2 separate regions of the Homo sapiens genome follow, and region 1 is linked to region 2. Evidence: chromatin loops called from intact Hi-C (ENCODE). Cell type or tissue: tibial artery. All regions are shown on one strand. Each heading gives the region's core, and the rest is flanking DNA. Links, peaks and the distances in the headings are about the cores only.

Evidence for each region. A loop is a pair of places that touch in the nucleus more often than their neighbours do. Peaks named below come from ENCODE experiments on the same cell type or tissue, not always from the same donor. Only the 100,000 strongest peaks of a DNase experiment are listed, where the experiment ranks them.
Region 1: a loop joins it to region 2, with 7 times the contacts of the local background. A loop is called at or near these places in 3 of 110 quality-filtered maps.

Annotation. Positions count from the first base shown.
Region 1 is chr17:18,084,067-18,091,222 of GRCh38, forward strand. It overlaps DRG2 (developmentally regulated GTP binding protein 2), which reads left to right and starts at 3,882. Exons shown (of 13, transcript NM_001388.5): 1 at 3,882-4,021. The coding sequence starts at 3,958. RefSeq lists enhancers at 3,540-3,699, 3,765-4,266, 3,890-4,209, 4,260-4,309, 4,267-4,766. In tibial artery, for the core only: no CTCF peak of the experiment used is centred there; a DNase peak (open chromatin) is centred at 3,715; H3K4me3 peaks cover 1,887 bases; H3K27ac peaks cover 1,972 bases.
Region 2 is chr17:17,777,557-17,784,712 of GRCh38, forward strand. All of the region lies in intron 2 of RAI1 (retinoic acid induced 1), which reads left to right. LOC124903942 (a long non-coding RNA gene) reads right to left here and starts at 5,988. Exons shown (of 2, transcript XR_007065649.1): 1 at 5,897-5,988. It overlaps SMCR5 (Smith-Magenis syndrome chromosome region, candidate 5), which reads right to left and starts at 1,973. Exons shown (of 1, transcript NR_024007.1): 1 at 1-1,973. RefSeq lists enhancers at 1,200-2,089, 2,979-3,868, 5,004-5,504, 6,470-7,010, 7,011-7,156 and silencers at 5,176-5,425, 5,546-5,745, 6,076-6,345. In tibial artery, for the core only: a CTCF peak has its summit at 3,616; DNase peaks (open chromatin) are centred at 3,856 and 4,736; H3K4me3 peaks cover 1,140 bases; H3K27ac peaks cover 2,305 bases.

The sequences.
Region 1 (7,156 bases), core at 2,581-5,080, 310 kb after region 2:
CTCGTGATCTGCCCGCCTCAGCCTCCCAAAGTGCTGGGATTAAAGGCGTGAGCCACCGCGCCTGGCCCAAGTCCATGGTATTCTATGGCAGCCTGAGCCGACTAAGACAACCCCTAAATACTGCATGTACATCTGCTAAGAATAAAGACATTCGCTTACATCATCACACCAAGAAAATTGGTAAGCTCCAGAATATTCAATATCCAATTCGTAGTTAGATTTCTTCCAAATTGTCCTCAGAATGTTTTCTATTTATTCAAAATTTTTGTTTATTTATTTAATTTATTTTAGAGACAGCATCTCACTCTATGGCCCAGGCTGGTGTGCAGTGGTGTGATTATGGCTCACTGCAGCCTTTACCTTCTGGGCTCACGTGATCCTCTTGCCTCAGCCTTCTCAGTAATCAGGACTACAGGTACACACCACCACACCCAGCTTGGAATGTCTTTTTTTTTTTTTTTTTTTGAGATGGAGTTTCTCTCTTATTGCACAGGCTGGAATGCAGTGGCACAATCTTGGCTCATTGCAACCTCTGCCTCCCGGGTTCAAGCGATTCTCCTGCCTCAGCCCCCCAAGTAGCTGGGACTACAGGCGTGCGCCACCACGCCCAGCTAATTTTTTGTATTTTTGGTAGAGATGGGGTTTCACCGTGTTAGCCAGGATGGTCTCGATCTCCTGACCTCGTGATCCACCCGCCTTGGCCTCCCAAAGTGCTGGGATTACAGGCGTGAGCCACTGCACCCGGCCTCTAATTTTGTACTTTTAATAGAGATGGGGTTTCGCCATATTGGCCAGGCTGGTCTTGAACTCCTGACCTCAGGTGATCCACCCACCTGGGCCTCCCAAAATGATAGGATTACAGGTGTGAGCCTCTGCGCCTGGCCCAGAATGTCTTTTTATAGGTGCTTTTAAATTTTTCAACCAGAATTAACTGGCCATGGTAGCATGTGCCTGTAGTCCTAGCTACTTGGGAGGTTGAGGCTGGAGGATCACTTGAGCCCAGGAGTTCAAGGCTGCAGTCAGCCATGATCATAACACTACACTCCAGCCTGGGTGATAGAGAGACACCCCATCTCTAAAAAAAGAAAAATAGCCTGTAATCCCAGCACTTTGGGAGGCCGAGGCGGGCGGATCACGAGGTCAGGAGATTGAGACCATCCTGGCTAACATGGTGAAACCCCATCTCTACTAAAAATACAAAAAATTAGCCGGGCATGGTGGCAGGCGCCTGTAGTCCCAGCAACTCAGGAGGCTGAGGCAGGAGAATCGCTCGAACCCGGGAGGCGGAGGTTTGCAGTGAGCCGAGATTGTGCCACTGCACTCCAGCCTGGGCGACGGAGTGAGACTGCGTCTCAAAAAAAGAAAAAAAGATAGCCAGGCGCGGTGGCTCACGCCTGTAATCCCAGCACTTTGGGAGGCCAAGGCGGACGGATCACGAGGTCAGGAGATCGACACCATCCTGGCTAGCACGGTGAAACCCCGTCTCTACTAAAAATACAAAAAATTAGCCGGGTGTGGTGGCGGGCGCCTGTAGTCCCAGCTACTCGGGAGGCTGAGGCAGGAGAATGGCGTGAACCCGGGAGATGGAGCTTGCAGTGAGCCAAGATCGCGCCACTGCACTCCAGCCTGGGCAACAGAGAGAGACTCCGTCTCAAAAAAAAAAAAAAAGAAAAAAATATATAAATTTAAATAAAATAAAAATTTCAACCAGAATCTGGACAAGTTCCACACACGTAACATTTTTTCATTTAGAACAATCTCCCTACTTACCCCCTGGCCACTGTCATTGACAATTTTGATGAACCAAGGCCAATTGCCTTATAAAATGTTCCACTTTCTACATTTATCTGATGTTTCCTCATGCCTAAACTCAGTTACAGTATTTTTGGCAAGAATTCTACATAAGAGATGCTGTCAGCCAGATGAGGTGGCTCATGCCTGTAATCCTAGCACCTTGGGAGGCCGAGGTGGGAGGACTGCTTGAGACCAGGAGTTCAGGAGCAGCCTGGGCAACATAGTGAAACCCCATCTCTACAAAAAAAAATTTTTTTTAATTAGCCAGGCATGATGGTTCGGGCCTATAGTCACAATTACTCAGGAGGCTGAGGTGGGAGGATCACTTGAGCCTGGAAGGTTGAGGTTGCAGTGAGCTGTAGTCACGCCACTGCACTCTAGCCTAGGCAATAGAGGGAGAGCCTGTCTAAGAAAAAATGTCACGAGATGCTGTCTACTTTACACTGCTTCGTATCAGGAGGCATCTGATGGTAGGTGATCCTGAGTTGGAGTACTGCGTTAAGGTGGTATGGGGGGCAGGTGCAGTGGCTCATGCCTGTAATCTCAGAACTCTGGGAGGCCAAGGCTGGCAGATTCCTTGAGCTCAGAAGTTCAAGACCAGACTGGGCAACAATGGTGAAACTCCATCTCTACAACATAATACAAAAATCAGCCAGGCGCGGTGGCTGATTTTCTCCCAGACTGAGGAGGGAGGATCACCTGAGCCTGGGAGGTCGAGGCTGCAGTGAGCTGTGATCACGCCACTGCACACCAGCCTGGGTGATCAAGTGAGACCCTGTCTCAAAAAAAAAAAAAAAAAAAAAAAGGTGGTATGGGGATCCACTTTTTTTTTCTTGAGACAGGTTCTCGCTCTGTTGCCCATGCTGGAGTGCAGTGGCAGCATCTTGGGGATCCATTTTGAACCTCTTCAAGCTTGTCCCACCTGAGGTCTGCAGCCACATGTGGCCCAGGACCACTTTGAATGTGGCCAAACACAAATTCGTAAACTTTCTTAAAACATTATGAAATTTAGGCAGGGCACAGCGGCTCACGCCTGTAATCCCAGCACTTTGTGAGGCTGAGGCAGGCAGATCACTTGAGGTCAGGAGTTCGTGACCAGCCTGGCCAACATGGTGAAACCTCGTCTCTACTAAAAATACAAAAATTAGCCGAGTGTGGTGGCACGCGCCTGTAATCCCAACTACTTGGGAGGCTGAGGCAGGAGAATCACTTGAACCCAGGAGTCGGAGGTTGCGGTGAGCCAAGATCACACCACTGAACTACAGCCTGGATGACAAAGTGAGACTCCGTCTCAAAAAAACAAAACTAAAACAAAGAAAAAAAAACTGAGGTTTTTTGTTTGTTTGTTTTTTGAGATGGAGTTTCGCTCTTGTTGCCCAGGCTGGAGTGCAATGGCGCGCAATCTCCACTCACCGCAACCTCCGCCTCCCGGGTTCAAGCAATTCTCCTGCCTCAGCCTTCCCAGTAGCTGGGATTATAGGCGCGCGCCACCACGCCCGGCTAATTTTGTATTTTTAGTAGACATGGGTTTCTCCATGTTGGTCAGGCTGGTCTCGAACTCCCAACCTCAGGTGATCCGCCCGTCTCGGCCTTCCAAAGTGCTGGGATTACAGGCGTGAGCCACCGCGCCCGGCCAAAACATTGAGGGTTTTTTTGGCGATTTTTTTTTAAGCTCATCAGCTATCGTTAGTGTTGGTGTATTTTACGTGTGGCCCAAGACAATTCTTCCAATGTGGCCCAGAGAAGCCAAAAGATTGGACACCTCCATTTATAGTATAAAATGAAAGCCACTAGGCTTTCGGCTCAGCCCCTTTTCCTTACACTGCCAGTCAGCTGCGCTCAGGGACCCGCAGTTCAGAGTTCAACACGGGCAGATTCCCTCTCTTCCTTGCTTGCTCCTGCCAGCCGCAGCCGTGGGCCAGTACAGCATGGCCCGGCCCCGCCCCGGCTCTTTCCAGAGGTCCGCAGCCTGGCCGGCCCAGCGGGCGGAACCGATAGTGTCTGGCACTTGGCTCGCCCGGACTCTGAATCCTGGAGCACCAGGCGCCCACGAGAACGCTGTTCTCTTTGGCTTCCGGGCGCACGCTACTCTGTCGCCGCCGTCAGACCGGAATTGCCGGTGCCGCCGCCACCGCTGTCTGTGCGCCCACCTCTGCTGCTACCATGGGGATCTTAGAGAAGATCTCGGAGATCGAGAAGGAGATCGCTCGGACACAGAAGAACAAGGGTGAGGGCCGGCCGGGCGGGGCCTTCCTTTCTGCCTGCCTCAGTTTTCCTGTCTGTAAAATGGGGGAACAACTCCAGCAGTAATGCTGGGGCAAGATCCGAGGCCGCGGAGAAGTTGCCAGACAAGTGCCGAGGCCGCCCTGCGCGCCCAAGGCAGGGCCAGGCGGGAGCGGGTCTCACGCCCAGGTCTGACTGCAAACGTACCCCAAGAGATCTGGTCAGTCCCAGACCGTGTGCCCGAGTAGAGTAGTCCCAGCTCACAGAGCAAGCATCTGACCCAGAGAGAGGCGGAGCTGGGGTTCAAACCTCAGTCTCCTGATGGCTGGGCCTGGGGCCTGGGTCTACTCTGTTGTTTTGGGAAGTGCAAGAGGAGACCTCTCAGGAACAGCCTCACCCAGCAGCTGAGAGCCCATTGGAGCAAGGGAATCAGGACTCTGGAGTCTGGAAGGCCTGGGTTTGAGCCCCAGGTCCACCACGTACCTTCTGTAAAACATTGGAAAGTCACTTCATTTCTTGGAGTCTCAGTGTCCTCATCTGTAAATGGGGTAATACTCCCCTGCTCCATCTTAGTACACAGCTGAGTTAAATTAGATGGCCTTTACAAAGCACTGGGCACATGGTGAGCACTCAGTATTTAAAGTAAACACCCCAACATAGATAATACATAATGAAGCCTCAAATCTGGACTTTAGAATGTAAGGGCTGGAGGAGCTCACAGAAGAGAGGTGAGGAGAGAACGATGACACCAGGACAAAGTGGGACTTGAGCTGGTTGTTGGAAGGGTATCCCAGGTGGGGGCCACTGCTGAGACAAAGACATGGGAGTGAGCATGGTATGTTCATGGGACAGTGAGAACAATCTAGATCAGAAGGGGGTTATGGAAGAGTAATGGGAGATGCAATTGGCCAGGCTAGTGGCTAGCCATTCAGGCTTGTGGGAGCAGGAAGCAAGCAACACTAGATAGCTGGTCCCAGTGTCTGCCCTCCCTTGGTTCCATTTAGGTTTGAAGGCCAAGGAGTTGAGGGCCCTCTATGACTCATTCCTTCTGTAAATCTTTTTTGTTTGTTTGTTTGAGACAGTCTTGTTCTGTCACCCAGGCTAGAGTGCAGTGGTGCCATCTGGGCTCACTGCAACCTCTGCCTCCCAGGTTCAAGCGATTCTCCTGCCTCAGCCTCCAAATAGCTGGGATTACAGGCACGTGCCACCACACCCGGCTAATTTTTGTATTTTTTTAGTAGAGAGGGGGTTTTGCCATGTCGTCCAGGCTGGTCTCAAACTCCTGACCTCAGGTGATCCACCCGCCTCGGCCTCCCAAAGTGCTGGGATTACAGGCATGAGCCACCGTGCCTGGCCGATCTTTCCTGAGCCTTTACTATGTGCTAGGCACTGTGGTTAAAGCAGTGAACACAGCAGGCATATCCCAGCCCTTGGATCTGATCTTCTAGTTGACGGTCTGAAAACTAGAAATCAAATAAATAAGATAATGTCAGCCAGCAATATGTGCTATGAAGACAAACCAGGGTGATACAGCAGAATATTGGGGGTGGGGAGGGACTGGGGATTGGGTCTGCTTAGGTGGAGTGATAGAGAAGACCACCATGAGGATGGGGCATTTGAACTAAGACCTGATTGAAAAGAAGGAACCGGTCACGCAAACATCTGGGGGAAGAGGGTTCCTGGCAGAAAGAGCAGCTAGTGCAAAGGCCCTGAGGCAGGAACAAACTTGGCTGTTTACAGGTCAACAGGACTGGGGCTGGGGTGCAGTGATGGGACAGGAGGGGGTTGATCATGCAGAGCCATAGGTCATGGGAAAGACTCTGGGTTGTGTTCTAAGGCAGTGGGAGCTGGTGCAGGGTGTTAAGCAGGGGAGGGGCTATTCTGACTTCTGTCTTGAAAGTTCCCTCTGGCTGCTGTAATATTCCATATTACCCATAAGACCCAAGGAAAGTCACAGGGAGGCTAGAGATGCTGCCACTTTGGCAGTAGTAGACAAAGGAGATATAAAGGTGATTAAGACCTAGTCCCTCCCTTCAGAGATGCTCAGAATTTTAGGAGCTGGGATGACAGGAAGGGCCATGTGTACCTGACTGACACTGAATCCTTTTTTTTTTTTTTTTTTTTTTTTGAGACAGTCTTGCTCTGTTGCCCAGGCTGGAGTGCTGGAGTGCAGTGGTGTGATCATAGCTCACTGTAACTTCAAACTCCTGCATTCGAGCAATCCTTCCACCTCCACCTCTTGAGTAGCTGGGACTACAGGTGTGCACCACCACACCGGGCTAATTTATATATATATATATATATATATATATATATATATATATTTTTTTTTTTTTTTTTTTTTTTTTTTGAGATGGAGTTTCACTCTTGTTGCCCAGGCTGGAGTGCAATGGTGCAATCTCGGCTCACCGCAACCTCCGCCTCCCAGGTTCAAGGGATTCTCCTGCCTCAGTCTCCCAGGTGTGTGCCACAACGCCCAGCTAATTTTGTGTCTTTAGTAGAGACAAGGTTTCTCCATGTTGGTCAGGCTGGTTTCGGACTCCGGACCTCAGTTGATCCGCCCACCTCGGCTTCCCAAAGTGCTGGGATTACAGGCGTGAGCCACCCCACCCGGCCAATTTTTATGTTTTTTGTAGAGGCACGGTCTCACTATGTTGCCCAGGGTAGTCTTGAACTCCCAGCCTCAAGCAGTCCTCCCTTCTCAGCTTCCCCAAAGTGTTGGGATTACAGGTGTGAGCCACCCCACCCGGCCAATTTTTATGTTTTTTGTAGAGGCACGGTCTCACTATGTTGCCCAGGGTAGTCTTGAACTCCCAGCCTCAAGCAGTCCTCCCTTCTCAGCTTCCCCAAAGTGCTGGGATTACAGGCATGAGCCACCATGCCCAGCTGCAGAACCCATTCTTGACCATTTCTTACTGCTATCAATTCACTGATTCACTTGGTAAAATATTTCCTGTGTGCCTGGGCCCTGTGCTGGAGGCTGGGGATCCAGTCCCATTTCCTGACCTATCGGAGTCAGGGAAGTAAAGAAATAAGATCATTTTCAGAGTCGAGAAGACAGTAAACCTGCTCATGAGGCAGGAAGCAGTCTGGGGAAGGGCGGAATTTACTGTAGATTATAGCCAACTTTTATTGGGTG
Region 2 (7,156 bases), core at 2,462-4,961:
GTTCTTACGAGTCTGCATGAGTCTTGTACCCCATGACTGCAGTCATGGGGATGGGGGCCCAGCCCCTAGGATGGATGCTCAGGCCTCAGACCTGTGTTTTGGGAAGGGATGAAGGGAAGGGAAGAGCAATGTGGGGAATTACCAAGGGGAAAGGGTGGGATTAGCTTATCCCAGCTTCCCACTGTGCCAGTGGGGAAACTGAGGCCCAGAGGGGCCCAGGCCTTGAAGTGATTGCAAGTTCAGCAGCATGAAACTGCTCTTTATCCGTGCACTGCTGTCAGGAACAAATGCTGAATGGAGAGTCCGGAGGGTTGCCCAGGCCACTGCAGGACCCAAGCTCTGAGACTGAGGGCTTGGGGACACAGAGCCAGAGCCTTGTCCTGAAATCCTGGAGGGTGCTCCTTGGACAGGACAAAACTTGTATTCTCTCTCTGAGCCCAGCCTCAGCAGAACCCAGAGTCTTCCAGGGCTGAGATCTTGCCGTACCAGCTGCGGTCACAGACCTGCCACACTGGCTTGACCTGGGAGTTCCTTACAGCTGCAGAACCCCTGTCCCACCTGACCCGCTGCATCAAAATCTGCGTCTCACCAGGATGTACACTTTAATGTTTGAGGAGCACTGAGACTCAGCCAGGATGATACTCTACCTGCCTGCAGGTACAGGCCGCTGCTCTATGGGCAGACCTCAACCCTCAGCCCCAGAATGTCCTCCCCAGCTCTGTCGCAGACATACGTGGCTCCCTGGGAGGCATAGAAAGTACAAGACTTGGACCTGGCTCCCCATGAACTGGTGGCCCTGGAAGTTGCTACCTTTTATTGAGCCCCTGCCAGCTACCAAGCACATTATCCCATTTCGTCCCACAACAGCACTGAAAGTTTGCTGTTTAATTTAGAGTATCTTGCAGCTTAGGCACACAAAGCACAGAGAGGTTAAGTAAACTGCCCAAGGTCACCCAGCATATACATATGCAGGAGCTGGGATATGAATCCAGAGCTGACCCCGGCACCAGAGTCTAGCCATTTACAATCAGAGTGGGCATGGGGGCAGATGGTGGCTCCTCTCACCCCTGAAACCGGAGCCCCAGCCCCTATGAGCCCTCACAGTTCATTGGTCTGGCTGTGGTGAATCTGACCTCTCAAAAGCCTCCCTTTCCGGAGCAGAGGCCTGCGATTCTCCATGCTGGAGAGCCCGCCAAGAGGGATTCTCCTACAACTTTCCAGAACACAGCAGTTCTGGGGCCAGGCCAAGCTAGCTATGTACAGCTGGAAGAGGCTCTCTCCCCCAGATGCTGAGTGACTAGAAGCCAAGAGGGAGGGAGTTCTGGAATGGTCTGCAGCAGCTGGAGGTGAGGCCTGAGGGGGCTGGGGCGGGGCCTGGGAAGAGGGGCCAGTGCACAGAGTATTCTGAACCGCAGAAAGTATTCTGTTCACTCTGGGAGAAAAACAAGAGTGTTGTTCAAAACAGCTGGACGCCAGGCCCAGTTGCCCTCGCCTGGTTTTTACTCTTAAACACCTTCGCATTTCATGGCTGTTCCAAAGAGAGAGAAATCAGCCAGTTGTCCATTCAGACACAAGACAAGGCATCAGCCGACAACCAAAGGCAAATATTTTCCGTGGTGAGGAAAGCCTCCCGGGTGGCCCCAGGCCTGCCTCTGGAGCAGTGGCTGGCTGGTGGCTGGCTCTCCCCGAAGGTCGCTGCTTCTGGTCAGCAGACTGCGTGTCTGGGGGACTGGCCAGGATCCGCACCCACCCAGGGAGCGCTGGGGGCAGCGGGGCGGCCATCCTAGGCCCGTAGTAAATGGAAGCTCCCTTCCTGGCATGAGAGCAGCCAGGCCTCCAGGGAGGCCAGGACAGCGTGGGCCCCACAGTTCCCTGTCTTGAAACCCCAGCCCTTGATATCAAAATGGGACCTGTTAGTCTGTTGTCGGGGAGGGGGATTTAACTGCCCAAAGCTCTTAGGCCCTGAGTGAATTTTTTTCAGCACAACAGTAGCTACACACAGTTGAAGAGTGTGGCACATGGCTACATAGGGTTTGTATTTGGTCTACAGATGAAGGAACAAGACCCATGTGGACTTAGGCCTCATTATCATAATTCTGCAGCCCCAGGAGCCAAATCCCCACATGGAAACCCTTAGTAGGTAGCCTGGCCAAGTGGGTAGCGGGAAATCAGTGATGGTAGGCCCTGGGACTTCTCTCTAGTCCCCTCCCCACCCTTTTTTTTTTTTTTTTTTTTTAATAGACGGAGTCTCGCCCTTGCCCAGGCTGGAGTGCAGTGGCGCGATCTTGGCTCACTGCAGGCTCCGCCCCCCGGGGTTCACGCCATTCTCCTGCCTCAGCCTCCTGCATAGCTGGGACTGCAGGCACCCGCCACCTCGCCCGGCTAATTTTTTGTATTTTTAGTAGAGACGGGGTTTCACCGTGTTAGCCAGGATGGTCTCGATCTCCTGACCTCATGATCCGCCTGCCTCGGCCTCCCAAAGTGCTCGGATTACAGGAGTGAGCCACTCCACCCAGGCTTTTTTTTAAGACAAGAGTTTTACTCTTGTCCCCAGGCTGGAGTGCAATGGCGCAATCTTGGCTCACTGCAACCTCCGCCTCCCAGGTTCAAGCAATTCTCATGCCTCAGCCTCCCGAGTAGCTGGAATTACAGGCGCATGCTACCATGTCAAGTTAATTTTTATATTTTTAGTAGAGACGGGGTTTCAACATGTTTGCCAGGCTGGTCTCAAACTCCTGACTTCAAGTGATCCACCCACCTTGGCCTCCCAAAGTGCTAGGATTACAGGCGTGAGGCATCGCACCCGGCCACCCACCCTTTTTTTCTCCCAAGAAAACCAGTTTTCTGAAATTTTCAGGGGGAACCAGGACCTCCTCGCCCATGTCTTTCACCCCTGGGTGCCTGTATCCTGTATTCACCAAAGCCCCACGGGCATCTCCCCGATTGAGGTCCCACCCCTCAGGGCCTAGGACAGGGGGACCAGGGAGGGCCCCCAGAGGCTGGAGTTTGGAATACCCCCTTCTCTTCTCTGGAGCTCAGTTTGCATGTCTGTGAAATGACAGGTGATGTCACCTCCCAGAAGGGCAGTTTGAGAGAAGTAAAATCTATTGAGGCACCTTGGACACAGGAGGGGGTCAGACGGCATCAGCCTTTGAGGGTGCTGCAGTTACACGGCTCCAGCAGTCTGAGCCTTATCAAGACCTTTCCAGATATGAGGGAAGTCCATGCCCAGTGTCTAGCTGGCTGGGGGAGAAGCCCCTTGAGAACCCCCACTCTGTAATGCTAGGCTCTGCATTTGCTTAGGAGGCTGTGTCCCTGTCTCTCCCCTTCTGGGCCAGCCTTGCTTTCTGGGCAGGCCCAGGAGTGTCCCGGGCCCAGCACTCAGAGTCAGCGCTGTCTTTAATCTGTATTCCACAGGCATCCTCACCCCCTCCCCTCCCAGGAGCTAGGAACCTGCCAGGCTTCTTACCTCTCTGCTGGAATCTCCACCCCCCACCAGAGGCTGCCCTCTTGGGGAAGGGGCCCAGCCCTTGAGGCCTGTCTCCTCCAGACTAGCTAAACCACAGAGAGAACTCCATCTCAGGTTCCCAAATAGGCGGTATTCTTCCCCGCCACCAAGCTAGGCAGCTCCTGGCGGCTGGAATGCCCTGCTCCTTTCTCAGCCCACCACTTCCTCCAACCTTCCGTCCTCTGTGCTGCAGCAGGGAGTCTTACCCCACCTCCTTCAGGAGGGAGGTGCTCACGGGTTCCTATGCCTGTGGGTCTCCAGGATTGGGCACGGAGCAGTCTGCAAAATGTCAAGTGAGGGAGAGATCCAGTCAAAGCCCCAGGGGGGCCTCTGAGCTCAGTCAGCTCCTCTGCTGCTCCCCACCTCTTGGGGGAAGGACAGGCTGGGGTTTGCATGGGTGGCCTTTTGGAGAGCAGAGTAATGGGAGCCTACTTGAACTTCCTGCGGCCTCATTCCCTGACTGGGGGCGGAGGGTAGTCTGAGCTGCTGGCCTGGGGTGCTTGGCCGCAGGGGAAGGGGCTGGGAGGGAGGGGTCTGGGTGAGTCTAAGGGAGGGTGAGCCTGAAAAGGGGACGGCAGCACTAAACTGCCTTCGGGGAGTCCCCACTGTGCGCCCCTGGCACTTTCCCAGTCCCCTGGCGCGGTCGCAGGCACGGGTGGGGTCTGCCTCAAAGTTGTTGGTACGGCCAGCCCGCTGCTGTTTAAATGGTGTGTTTGTTTAGAGCGGCTTAGGGAGGGAACTGGAAATGGGGGGCGGGGGCAGCGCCCCACTTGGCGCCACCGCTGCCGGAGGGTCTGCGTGTTAGAAGCCCCAGCTTCGTAAATGACCGAAGAAGGGTGGGCGTTGAGGAGGGAAGGCCGAAAACCAACGGAGGGCTCGGGGCCCCGGGCCGGCCGCCCCCTTTTTGCGGGGGGAGAGCAGGAGCCGCCTCTCGCAGCCACTCTGCGCGCGGGGTGGGAGGGAGAGAGGGAGGCGAAGGGACGACAGCGCCGGGCTCCCCGCCCCCATCCCACCCGGTTCCAATATTTCGCAGAAAGGCACGCGGCTCCTAATCGGTCTTTTCCAGGCTGAGATTTAGCCGTGCGATGCCCGCGCAGGGGCGGGGGCCGCGGGCCAGGGGAGGCGCTCAGAGTCCGGAGCCGCCGAGCGAGGTGAGGAGCCCGCGTCCTCGGCTGGTGGAGCGGGCGGGCGGGCGCGCAAACCCGAGAGGCAGATATAGAAAGGGGGGCAGGTTAAAAATAACCCTCTCCGGCTGGGAAGCTCGCGCGCGCTCTCTCGCCTCGTTCGGTGCCAGAGGACTCCAGGGGAGGTGGCGTTGGGGAGGGCAGAGCGGGATTCCCCCTCCTCCGCCGGGCGGGGTGCCCGCCTGCGCGCCGCGGTTGCACGTGTGCGGGGCCGCGCGCCCGGGCCCCCTCTGCACCCGGTCGGTGGGTGCCCCCTCCCCAGGACCGGGCGCATCTGGCAGTGGCCCCCCGCCCGCAGCCTTGCGCGGCTGGAGGGAAGCGCTCCATTATTCATTATTTACGAGCGTTAATAGGTTTGAGCCACGGGGGCGGGGGGTTGGGGGGGCGACGAGGACCCAGTGGGGACCGAAGCATTAGAAGAAGGGATAGGGAGGGAGGGGGAAGGGCGGGGGCGGGGCTGTGCCGCGGCCTGGAGGAAGAGGTCTCGGCCTGGGGCCCGGCGAGCCGGGCGCACCTCTCCGTCAGGTTTCTCCACACCGCCGGCCGTCGAGGCTGCTCAGGGCGCCAAGAGGGCAGCACGGGCCTTAGATTTTGCTCTCGGCCTCTGTCCTTCGCGTCCTCGCCCTTACCGAGGCGTGGGGAGGGAGCTGCGGAGGCCGTACGCCCCGCCCTGCGCGCCCCTTGCCGCCGCCGCGTCCCCGCGGCAGCCCCGGCCTCATTTATCATCATCTTTGGTCAAGTGGAGTGTGCAAGGAACAGCTGCTTCACTCGGCTGACTTCGAGGGCGGCTACGGGAGAATCAGGGAGATGAATGATGGGGGCTGGTGGCAGCCCCCCGCGGTCCCCGCGCAGGCGAGAGGGAGGCGGGGACGTCCAGGGCCGCCTCCGCCTCATGGCGAGTGCAGCGCCCCCTTCCTCTCTCCTGGCGCCTGCAGCGACCGGGGACCGGGGGACCGGGGCACCGAGGACCGGGCCCGCCCCGGGAGGGGACTGGGCGCGGGGACGGGGGGGCGCCCTTCGCCGGCGGAGAACTGGCGGGCGCGCTGCCGGCAGAGCCCGAGGTTGCCGTGACCTTGCTGGGGTCAGCGGGCTGGGCTGCGGAGGCGGCGGCGCGGCGTCTTTGGTGCGCTTTCCGGATTGGCGCAGAGGCCGGGAAACAAGGCGGGGGCGGGCGGGGGAACACAAATAGAAGGTGAAATTTTACCTGCCCCTGAGGGAGTCCTGCGGATTTTCTCCGGCAGCAGCAGGCGCTCTGCCTTTGTCTTACACGGCTGAAACATCTGTTGCAGAGGGGCGGAGAGGCCGCAACAACCCCCACACACCCTGCGCTGCTCCCCGTCCCCCTCTGCCCCAGCCGGGCTGCAGGACTCCAGGCGCCGCGTTAACCCTGCTCGCGCTGGGGCGCGCGCCCGCACTCGCTGCCGCAGTCCAGCGCCTCGCGTGGGGCTCCTCGCCCCCGCCCCGGATCTGGTCCTGGCCGGGGCGCCCGGTGACCCCCCTCCACCTCGATGGGGTGCTGAGGTGTAGGCGGGGGGCGGGGGCGGAAAGGGTTAATGGCCTAGTCGCAGACCCTAATTGTCAGAGCCGGCCCCGCTTCGTTTCAATTACCCTAAGTAGAGACTGAATGCGCAATTAACGAAGTCAGCTTGCCAACTGGAAAGCCGGCCCCGCTTTCACGTTGAGCAGAATACTCCACCAGCTGACTTGGACGAAGCAATTTCCTCCTCTCTCTCTCCCCTTTTTTCTCTCCTTCTCTCTTCCAATCCCCCTCCCTCTTTTTCTCTCTCCTTAATAATAAAATTATACCAAGCAGTTTGCGGTGTGGCAGGCGGCCAGAAAAGCGTTTCTTTAAACGCCGCCGTCTCACAATTAGGCAGCAAGAGGATTTGACACGCCGTGGCGGCCTGACAGGCGGCTTCCTCCCCTGGGGACTGGGGGGAGGGAGGGGGTGCCAATTCCCCGCTCCCCCAGGTGGAACGGGGACTGGGAGGGGCTGGCCTGCTGTGCCTCCCCGGCTGTCAGAATGGCTGCAGCGAGGGGGTGTCAAAGGCAGGGAAGCGAGGGGCGGTTCCGCCTAGGCTGGGGAAGGCGGAAGGCAGCGGCACATTCCACGACTCCTCTGGGAAGCTGGCGTATCCAGGAGGGAGACCTTGTTCCCCTTTCTGTTTGACAGACAGGCACTCTGGGGCATAGAGCTGTAGACGGATCTCAGCCCTGCTGGGCGTCCTGCACAAGCCACTGGCCCACTCTGGGCTTCTTCCATTAATCCCTCGGCAAAATGAGGGGGAGATTTGACCTAGAATGTGCTCTGCAAAAAGTGTCTTCCCGTGGCTCGTTGCCCTTAACAGCTGGTCTTGTAGGCCAGGAGAGGGGGGGTGTAGGCAGCACCACGTAGAAGCAAGCCGGAGACCCCTATGCCGTTTGGGTGGCAGACCCATGGGCCTCAAGGCACACAGGAGGGTGG